3 separate regions of the Homo sapiens genome follow, and regions 2 and 3 are each linked to region 1. A link is a contact called in ENCODE Hi-C or POLR2A ChIA-PET data. All regions are on one chromosome and are shown on one strand. Each heading gives the region's core, a stretch centred on a gene start or an enhancer-like site at or near the end of the contact. The rest is flanking DNA. Distances are from core to core; before and after follow the strand shown.

Region 1 (3,229 bases), core at 264-2,763:
AAAATTAATAAATTATATTCAAAACTCAAATAATGTAAAGAGACCCAGTGAAAAGTCTGCCTCCTATTCTGTCCCCCTGTCCTCCCAGTCCCTCTTCCACCAGGTAACCACACTCAGGAAATCTTGTGTATCTTTCCAGATATCTTGTAATGGATGTACAAGCATTATTTATATTCTTTTCTCCTTTTGTTTACACAGCCAGTGGTACTCTATGCATTCTGTCCTGCATCTTGCCTTTTTCATTTAACAACCTATTTTAGAAATCTTCCCATTGCTGTACATAAAAAGATTTAATACCTCATTTGAAGGAGGCACCACAATGATGGACATCTGTGTTGTTTCCAATAGTTTGCCGTTGAAACAACGTTGCAATGGAATAACTTTGTACATGTCATTTCACATGTGTAAAAGGTGTCTATTGGGGAAATTGCTAGAAGTGGCTTTGCTGAGTCTGAGGGTCTGTGCATTTGTGATTTGATCAACATCGTCAAATTATACTGCCACCAGCAATGTATGAAAGTGCTTGTTTTCCCGTAGCTTGGTCAATGAACTATTAGACCTGAGATCTTTAGCCATCCAATATGTGAAAAACTGTAACTTTAGTTTGCATTTGTTTATTGTATGTGAAGTTGAGCATCCTTTCAGAAGTTTAAGGCCTACTCTGTCCTGTCTGGGTCAGAGTATGCCCTTTTATTTTATTTTTAGTTTTAGTTTTTGAGACAGAGTCTCGCTCTGTCACCCAGGCTGGAGTACGGTGGCGCAATCTCGGCTCACTGTAACCTCTGCCTCCCGGGTTCAAGCGATTCTTCTGCCTCAGCCTCCTGAGTAGCTGGGATTACAGGAGCACGCCACCACGCCCGGCTAATTTTTTTTGTATTTTCAATAGAGACGGGGTTTCACCATGTTGGTCAGGCTGGTCTCGAACTCCTGACCTGATGATCCGCCCGCCTCAGCCTCCCAAAGCGCTGGGATTACAGGCGTGAGCCACCGTGCCCGGCCCTCAGAGTATGCCCTTTTAAAAATCTGTGGGTACACGTAGCCAACTGACATTTTAAGACAAGAGGACCCACAGACCCTCTTTCCACAACGCAGCCCGGGACCTGTCTGTCTGCATCAATAGTGCCTGGCTTTCGGAGCTAGAAAACAGCACCTGCGCGTGGTCGAAGCCTGAACCTCTACTTACAGGTGCGGAGCTTCCGGCTTGCCAGGGGAAGGAGCCCGCCCCTCCCGGCTGCGTGCACCAGCGCAGCTAGTCACGTGACGCCGGGGGCGGGGGCAGATAGGAGGTGCCTGCTGTCATCGTTCCGTGGGCCCTGCTGCGGGCACGCTCTCGGCGCATGCGTTTTTTATGCGGGATTAAGCTTGCTGCTGCGTGACAGCGGAGGGCTAGGAAAAGGCGCAGTGGGGCCCGGAGCTGTCACCCCTGACTCGACGCAGCTTCCGTTCTCCTGGTGACGTCGCCTACAGGAACCGCCCCAGTGGTCAGCTGCCGCGCTGTTGCTAGGCAACAGCGTGCGAGCTCAGATCAGCGTGGGGTGGAGGAGAAGTGGAGTTTGGAAGTTCAGGGGCACAGGGGCACAGGCCCACGACTGCAGCGGGATGGACCAGTACTGCATCCTGGGCCGCATCGGGGAGGGCGCCCACGGCATCGTCTTCAAGGCCAAGCACGTGGAGGTGAGGCTGGACCGCGGCCGGCAGCCTGGCGGGGGTGTGCCCCCGCCACCCTCCGGCTAACGCTCTAAACTGTTTCGGTTCCCTTTTTACATCCAGTACAGTTTTTAAAACCTACTCATATTCTAAACCTACTTTGGGCCGTTGCGCTTCCCTCCGCACAGCTGGCTTGGTCCCCTACCCCAGCGGCTGGGTCCCAGGCTAGTCCTAGACCCCCGAGGAGGGCCTCTGGCCGAGCCGGGGGCGCGTGTCTCTCTCTCAACCACCTTCCCCTCACCCACCTTCATCTCTCTTTCCCAGCCGAGGGTGGGCTGGCAGTGTCTGCCTTCTATCCTGCAGACTGGCGAGATAGTTGCCCTCAAGAAGGTGGCCCTAAGGCGGTTGGAGGACGGCTTCCCTAACCAGGCCCTGCGGGAGATTAAGGCTCTGCAGGAGATGGAGGACAATCAGTATGTGAGTAGGGGAGGGGGGGCATGGTATTCTCACCCTCAGTCGCTCGTTCCCACTTCTTTGTGCCTTCATTTTCCCAGCTACGCCTTCACCAGCTTTCAGGGATTTCCTCCCGCTGTCACTCACACACACTGCTCATTCATCTGCCTCCTTACCCCCTTTTGCCCTTTTTTGTCCACTTGTTCACCTTTATTTACCTATTTCTTTCATTTCTCACACATTCACTCTCATTTGCCTACTTATTTCTTAATGTATTCATTCATTCACCGACTTTTTTTCTCAAAACATGTAGTGATTTATAATGTAACTAGCACCTATTGAGCTCCCGATGTGTTCTGCAGGCATTATATACATTGTCATTTTGAGACCTCTTTACTACTGTACAAGGCAGGTTTCCAGATCTCTGTTTCTCAGGTGAGAGGAGGAGGTTATGTCACCAGCTCTTGGGCCCTCCGTTAGTCAGTAGAGGGTTTGGCCCAGGTTTGATTGAGAGTCCATTCTTCCCTTGGGACCTCCCATAGGCTCTACCCTGTGTTGGGCACTGGTGACACAGAGAAACCAGCTCCAGCCCAGCTCCTGAGGACTTAAGTGTGCTAACAAGAGACAGAGGCAACAGGGCCCACCTAGTGTGGTTCGTGCTGTGATAGGGTACCGGGAGGGGCTGCTGGAACACGAAGAGGGGCATCTTTCACCCCTAGTGTCATTACTCTTTTGGTGCTCTCTCTCACCCATGTCGAAATAGGGAATGTATTTGACTCCCTGGAGAGTTAACAGGGTTGGGTCTCTGTGATCTGGAGATATGCATGATATATTGGATGACAAAAGCATGTTATAAAATTTTGTGTCATCTGGGTTTTGTTTGGAAATATTATATATGTGAATGTGTATTTGTGTGTGCCATATCTGTTGTAAAGTCTGGTAGAATACACTCTAAGATTGACTGTAGGATTTTTCTTTTGTTCTTTTTCTGTTGGATTTTATGTCTTACCTGAATGTGTGCATGTGTTTTGATCTGTTAAATGGTTGTGTACTACCTGAAAAATCCGAAAACAGCAATCAGGCCATTTTGATTTTTTGAGGAAGATAAAAGGGCTTCCAGACAGCCATG
Region 2 (3,229 bases), core at 323-2,822, 220 kb before region 1:
AAAATGAACTCATAGATCTCAATCTTGGGTTTGCTAAGAATATTTTCCTAAAAATATGTATATCCTTTTTTAAAAATATTTATACGTTACTAAAGCAAAAAGAAAGTGTTACTTTCCCAGACATGCTAACTTCCCAGCAAATAAAGCTTTGGCAGATTGGCAAGTTTTGCAAATAAACAGGGACCATTCATCATGAAAGATGACAAGCATAGACACTCAAGATACCAGTTTCTAAAACAATGTCTAAACAACGCTTGAGTAAATTACTAACTTTAAAAATATATTTAATTTAAAAATTTCACAATTCGCATGAAGATGGCTTCTTCTTATTAAGAAACGTTAAAATCTTTGTTTTAATTTCTATTGTGAAATTAAATAATTCAAACTTCAAGTTGTTGGAACTTTAAGTTATTCTGAGCCTTGAGACAAATGTGGCTATGCAGCCTGAGTCACGTGCAGCGGCAACTTCCGCCTTTTTTTCCCCCTGTGAATAATTAAGAAGACCAAACAGCACGAGAGAGAAGACCTCCTCAGATCACCATCCCTCCTCATTGAGTAATAAAGTAATCTTCCTTGGCACGTAGCAATCTGTGACCAATCAAATTGCTTTAATGTATGCACTGGTCTCCTATAGAAAATGTTGTAATCCTCTGAAAATGTCTTTGTCTCTGTCTGTAAAAGTGAAACCTTAACTTCTCCACTTGGGAATGCTGACCATATTCATTTGGAGCTGACGCTTCATGAGTGGCTATCCTCAAGCTTTGCACTCGAATAAACTCTATCCTTAGTCATATTTTCTGAATCTCATTATTTAAGGTTGACACTATTTATGAGAAAAAGATGAAACAGAAACAACCGCAGCCAAGGTGAACTGGTCAAAACTGGCTAAGGTCGTAAAATAAAATAGAACTTTTACAACATACAGATGTGAATTAATAAAGTTTAGGCATCTCAGCTGAGAATAGAAGATTTGTATCTGAAGTCTCACAAATCTGGGTTTCATCAACTGCTTCAACTCAGTAAACATTGCCAGGGATTGCTCTAGGCACAATGCTGTGCTTGACAATGGGCATGCAAAGGCGACTAACATGTGCCCTTTGCCTCCCAAACAGCTACTTTTTAACTGATCAACCTCAAAAGTGCTAAACCTGGGATCACCAGACATTCTGCAGTGCAACTGGAACTTTCATGCTAAAAAAATTCAAACCTGCGTCTAAACAAGCCTCTAAATGTAAACATCAGCTTACAGGAAATACAAGAAGCAAAAGAATGTGTTAGTTACACCATAAGAATGCAATTCATCAAGATCCAGACTGTGGAAAATTGAGCAGACCAAACATATGGCCTGAAAGCCAGAAAGAAGAAGGGGAAGTATCACATATTGAAAGAGCTTAAGAGATTTATCAAATGCACGATGTAGACTTTGCATAGAGCCTATTTGAACACACCAACTGCATAAAGTTATTTTTGAGAAAATTTTAAAACAAACTGGGTATTAGATGAAATCAAGAAATATTAATTTGGGAAAGTATGATAATGTGCTGTGATTAGGTTTTTTTTAAGTGCTTATTTTTAGACAGACGTGATACATTTAAGACTGAAAACCTGGAATTTGCCTTAAAATGATCCAGAGAAACATTGAGTGGTGAGGAGAGGAAGGGGTGGAGAGTAGATAAAACAAGATTGGCAAAATGTTTATACTTGAAACTGGGTAATAAATACGTGAAGATTCATTTTATACTTCCTTTATTTTTGTGTATGTTTGAAAATATTTATAACAAAATGTTTGTAGAAGTAACACACAATTGAGTTTGACTCAGCAAAGGAAGGAAAGAAGAAAGGAAGGAAGGAAGGGAGGAAGAGAGGTAGGGAGGGAGGGAGGGAGGAAGGAAGGAAGGAAGGAAGGAAAAAAAAGAAGAGGGGGAGAGAATGTGCCTGTGTGTAGCAGCAGGAAAGCTGCAGTGAGCTTATGAAGATTTGTGGTGACGGCTGGCTGCCTTCCATGAGTGTCTCAGTCTTGGGAAATATCTTAATTCTGCCCGATGTGAGAAGTAATGGAAGGGTAGCAGTATTATAGACATATAATCTTTTTCTCTTCTGCCCACTTTACTTAATCTTCTCATCGATAATTTGGGACTATCTCTCTGCCTTTGGTTGTTTCAAAGTATTTCACTCCAAAATACAGGTCCCTGGTATAATGAGTATTTTAAATTAAAAACCCTTAGAGATCAATAAGCACTGGTTTTCTCCTATCTATACATACAGGTAGGACAGACTCACCAAGGAGAACAATTATTCTTGCTGTCTTCCCTGTTATCTCCTTATCCATTACAGAAAAGAAGATAATAACTTGCTCCAGGGATCATTTAAATTCCAAAGAGAACTATTTACAAGTTAATTTCTGTTTCCCATACAGTCATTCATTCTAGTAATCATTTATTGCCCCTCAATGGAATTCTTCTCTCCACTCCCATAACCTGTTTTACCAGGATCCAAGCTCCCATTCTTTCTGTAACTGACATCAGTGGGCTGCGGGAAGTCCCCAGTTGCTAGTGGGACCTCCACCCCAGTGAGAATAAATTCAAGGCTGAGTCAGAAAATAGTCCAAGTACGGAAATGTATTGCAAAGTGAAAAGTACACACTCAAGAAAGGGGAGTGCAGGTGTACTCAAGAGACAGTCACATGCAAAGGGGTTTGGAGGGGCTGCCTTTGTGGGTTTCTTTAACTAAGGGATGGAATATTCATGAAGATTCCTGGAAAAAGGTGGAGATGTTCTGGAACTCTAGTGCTACTCATTTTCACACCAAATATGGATGTTCCTGGAACTGTCATGGTGCTGGTGGGTGTGTGATTTGTATGCTAATGAGCGTATAATGAGGTTCTAGGTGAAACCTAGGTCAAATCCAGTGCCACATTGAGTCCGGTTAGTCTCACCCAGCTTAGTCCGCACCCTGGCTTTTAGGGTCTTATCAGCCCATAGTTTCTGCAGCTATTTCTACAGTTTCCTTTTGCTAGCCATGTGAAACCACTGCCTGGAATTTTCTATTCTCCTGCAACCACCCTTGTTATTCCTGTCTCCTAACCTCAGAATGGTATATAAGCTTCTGTACCTCACTGGGAAGTTGGGTCTTCATTCAGAAGGCCCCCGATGTATACATGTTAAATGAATTTGTATGGCTTTTCTCCTATTAATCTGCCTTTTGCAAGTTGATTTTTCAGTGAAACTTC
Region 3 (3,229 bases), core at 538-3,037, 200 kb before region 1:
CCAAGGATTTGTCACCACTTAGCGTGATCCTTTCTCTGAGGTCTGGGGCCACACAAACAACAAGGCACTCACAGGGCCTTGAAAAGCGACCAGTTTCTCTGTCCTGCTTCCATCTTTCCATCTCCAACAACATGGGCTGAAGCTGAAAATATTTTGCCTCTTCATATAACAAAGTGTAGTCCTTGAAATCATCAAGAATGAGGAGTTTGGATGTTCGTAGAAAATTCAAGATATATCTGAACATCTGTCCATCTCTGTCAGTGAAATAGTGCTGTTTGAGACTGTCCAAAACTATGGGCTCTGTACCATCACAAAGTCTTCTGATTCTGGATACAGGGTATTTGGTGAGGGTGGCCAGGCTGCTGGTGTACATGTGGCTGCCCACATCAGTGTGGACATGCGCATTGGATTTTGTGAGTTGTGCCGGAGTAGGGGTGCCTTGGTTGTTCAGTGGAGATGCAGGGGATCTAGTGATCAGAGGTCTTAACATATGAGGCCGACTGTCCCTCTGGCGGAGAATTGCGCGGGCCCCGGGCGGGAGAGAAGGAGGGCCAGCGGGAGGGCGGGACGGTCTCGCTTCTCTAGGCAATGCCCGAGGAGTAGTGCCCCTTCCACTGCCCCCTCATTGCCCCCTGGAGCCAGGGGTTCGGGGCAGCAGGTGCGCCGGGCGTGCCGTGGTGCTGCCATGGGAAACCCGTGTCTGGGGCCGCCCTGAGCGGAGCGGAGCCTATCAGTGATTTAATTGTTTAAAATGGCCCCCAAGTGTACTGCTGAAGTGCTGTCTAATGTTCCTAAGTGCAGAAAGGCTGTGATGTGCTTTACAGAGAAAATATACCTGTTAGACAAGCTTGGCTCAGGCATGAGTTACAGTGCTGTTGACAGTAAGTTCAACAGCAATGAGTCAACAATATGTTACATCCAGAAGGAGGAAGAGGAAAGTCATTGACGCAGATGTGAGGCCACTCTGAAAAGTGCCCAAGTAACATCTATAGTACCTGGTAAAGTTATGGAAAAACAAGAAGAAGAAAAAAAACCAGTGAAATTTGTGGATTCATGAGATGACATTAAAAGTTTGGTGGACTGGCCAGGCGCGGTGGCTCGCCTGTAATCCCAGCACTTTGGGAGGCTGAGGCAGGCGGATCACGACGTCAGGAGTTCGCGACCAGCCTGACCAACATGGTGAAACCTCATCTCTACTAAAAATACAAAAATTAGCCGGGCGTGTTGGTGCGCGTAATCCCAGCTACTCAAGAGGCTGAGGCAGGAGAATCTCTTGAACCCGGGAGGTGGAGGTTGCAGTGAGCCAAGATTGCACCACTGCACCCCAGCCTGAGCGACAGAGCGAGACTCCATCTAAAAAAAAAAAAGTTTAGTGGACAGCATTGTTGTGAGGCTGACAGCCAAATAAATTTTTAGTCACATTACCCAAGGTCAGGAAAACGCAAAACTCTTCCCAGCTTGAGTTTTATTATAAAGAATAATACATACAGTTAACTATTGGTAAGAAACGTATATTAAACAAGGTGTCTGTAGATAAAAACACATAAAACAAAAATATGTATTGGTTGGATGACAAAAATGTAGTGATCAGAGGCGTGGAAGCTAACCCTGTATTTCTCCAGGAGCAGTGGTTCAGTATGGGCTAATAGTGTTCACAGTGTCTTTAGAGAACATACTCCAGCACTCACCAAGGCCATGCTTCTTGCATCACAGCTATGCTTCCTGCACCCACCAAGGCCATGCCTCCTGTGTTATAGCCATGCCTCCTGTACCCACCAAGGCCATGCCTCCTGTATTCACCACTGCTATACACCCCATTCAATAGCCACACTACACTTCCTACACCACAGCCTTGCCCCCTGCACCCACCACAGCTGTGACTATCCAATAGCCACACCTCCCCTACCACAGCCACACCCCCAGCACCCACCACAGCCACACTCAGCACCCTCCACAGTCACACCCCCTCCACAGCCACACTCCGTCCATAACCACACCCGCTCCACAGCCACGCTTCCTGCACCCACCACAGCCACACCCCAGCACTCTCCATAGCCATACTTCCTGCACTTTCCACGGCCACGCCTCTTGCTCTGGCCTTCACAGGCTGCAGTAACGTCTCCTCTCCTCCCTCCTTTCCCTTAACCTTTGTGGCTAATCTTTAGGTTCCCCCAACATGGCTTTTCTTTTACTTCTGCCGATACTTCTGGTTAAATTCTTTTCATTTAAATGCTCTCCAGCATCTATCTCTCTTCTTTCAGACCTTGGCTGACTTCCTTCTTTCTCAGCTGCTCGGAAGCTGTCTGGCCTCTCCACAGGATCCATCCATTTCTCCGCCTTCCAGAATCCCCTTTTCCCCTCAGACTTCAGCAGGAACCTGTGCCAATGAGATCCACAGAGCAGAGTAATTTCTCTTCGATATCGTCAATCTCTCCTCCTCTAAGGAGATAGGAATAGCACGGGTAGTTGCAGGAGTATGGACAAACCCAAAGAACCCCTGAAGCAGGGGCTAGGCAAATAATCCACAGGGTAGAGAAAGCCCAAAATAAGGCAGAGAAAATGACCAAAACCCTGGTCAGGGTGACATGTCCATGACTCTTCCAGGTAAACCCAAATAAGGGAGAAAGGAGGCAATAACAGGAGCGGGGAGGAGTCCCTGAAATCCCCTCCTTTTCCAGAATACCTAATGAGCATTCCACCCCCTTATTAAAGAAACATCCGGGCTGGGCGCGGTGGCTCACACCTGTAATCCCAGCACTTTGGGAGGATGAGGCAGGCAGATCAGGAGGTCAGGAGATCGAGACCATCCTGGCTAACACGGTGAAACCCTGTCTCTACTAAAAAATACAAAATATCAGCCGGGTGTGGTGGCCGGCGCCTGTAGTCCCCGCTACTCGGGAGGCTGAGGCAGGAGAATGGCGTGAACCCGGGAGGCGGAGCTTGCAGTGAGCCGAGATCGCGCCACTGAACTCCAGCCTGGGCGAAAGAGAGACTCCGTCTCAAAAAAAAAAGACAGAAAGAAAGAAAGAAAGAAGAAAGAAAGAAAGAAAGGAAAGAAAGAAAGAAAGAAAGAAAGAAAGAAAGAAAGAAAGAAAGAAAGAAAGAAAGAAAGAAATAGAAAGAAAGAAAGAGAAAGAAACATCCCTAAAATAAGAAACCCAGCCTCCGTTGTGCCTGACTTGTTCTCACGGGCATGGCTACGCTCCTCTCAAGAGCACACTTTCGCTTT

The links. A loop is a pair of places that touch in the nucleus more often than their neighbours do. ChIA-PET counts read pairs that join two places held with the same protein, here RNA polymerase II (POLR2A). Pooled maps may share reads with other maps.
Region 2: a pooled map shows a loop between it and region 1 (2.0-fold over the local background). The contact joins the enhancer-like site here to the promoter of CDK20 in region 1. A Hi-C loop is called at or near these places in 1 of 50 pooled maps. POLR2A ChIA-PET finds 5 or more read pairs at or near these places in 2 of 52 experiments (RWPE1 and activated CD4-positive, alpha-beta T cell).
Region 3: a map of PC-9 shows a loop between it and region 1 (2.0-fold over the local background). The contact joins the enhancer-like site here to the promoter of CDK20 in region 1. A Hi-C loop is called at or near these places in 2 of 168 maps with a recorded cell type or tissue (PC-9 and naive thymus-derived CD4-positive, alpha-beta T cell) and 5 of 50 pooled maps. POLR2A ChIA-PET finds 5 or more read pairs at or near these places in 1 of 52 experiments (CD4-positive, alpha-beta T cell).

What each region holds. Positions count from the first base shown.
Region 1 is chr9:87,972,817-87,976,045 of GRCh38, reverse strand. It overlaps CDK20 (cyclin dependent kinase 20), which reads left to right and starts at 1,513. Exons shown (of 8, transcript NM_001039803.3): 1 at 1,513-1,674; 2 at 2,011-2,124. The coding sequence starts at 1,600. LOC105376131 (a long non-coding RNA gene) reads right to left here and starts at 1,411. Exons shown (of 3, transcript XR_930088.2): 1 at 1,184-1,411.
Region 2 is chr9:88,195,953-88,199,181 of GRCh38, reverse strand. No RefSeq gene overlaps it. Among named protein-coding and RNA genes, the nearest start is that of SPATA31C2, 59 kb to the right of the region's middle. Within about 2 kb of position 1,572, at least 8 of the 41 ENCODE cell types and tissues checked have a DNase peak (open chromatin) inside an H3K27ac peak, as active enhancers do.
Region 3 is chr9:88,177,934-88,181,162 of GRCh38, reverse strand. It overlaps the pseudogene LOC389768. Among named protein-coding and RNA genes, the nearest start is that of SPATA31C2, 41 kb to the right of the region's middle. RefSeq lists enhancers at 93-684, 685-1,277. Within about 2 kb of position 1,787, at least 2 of the 41 ENCODE cell types and tissues checked have a DNase peak (open chromatin) inside an H3K27ac peak, as active enhancers do.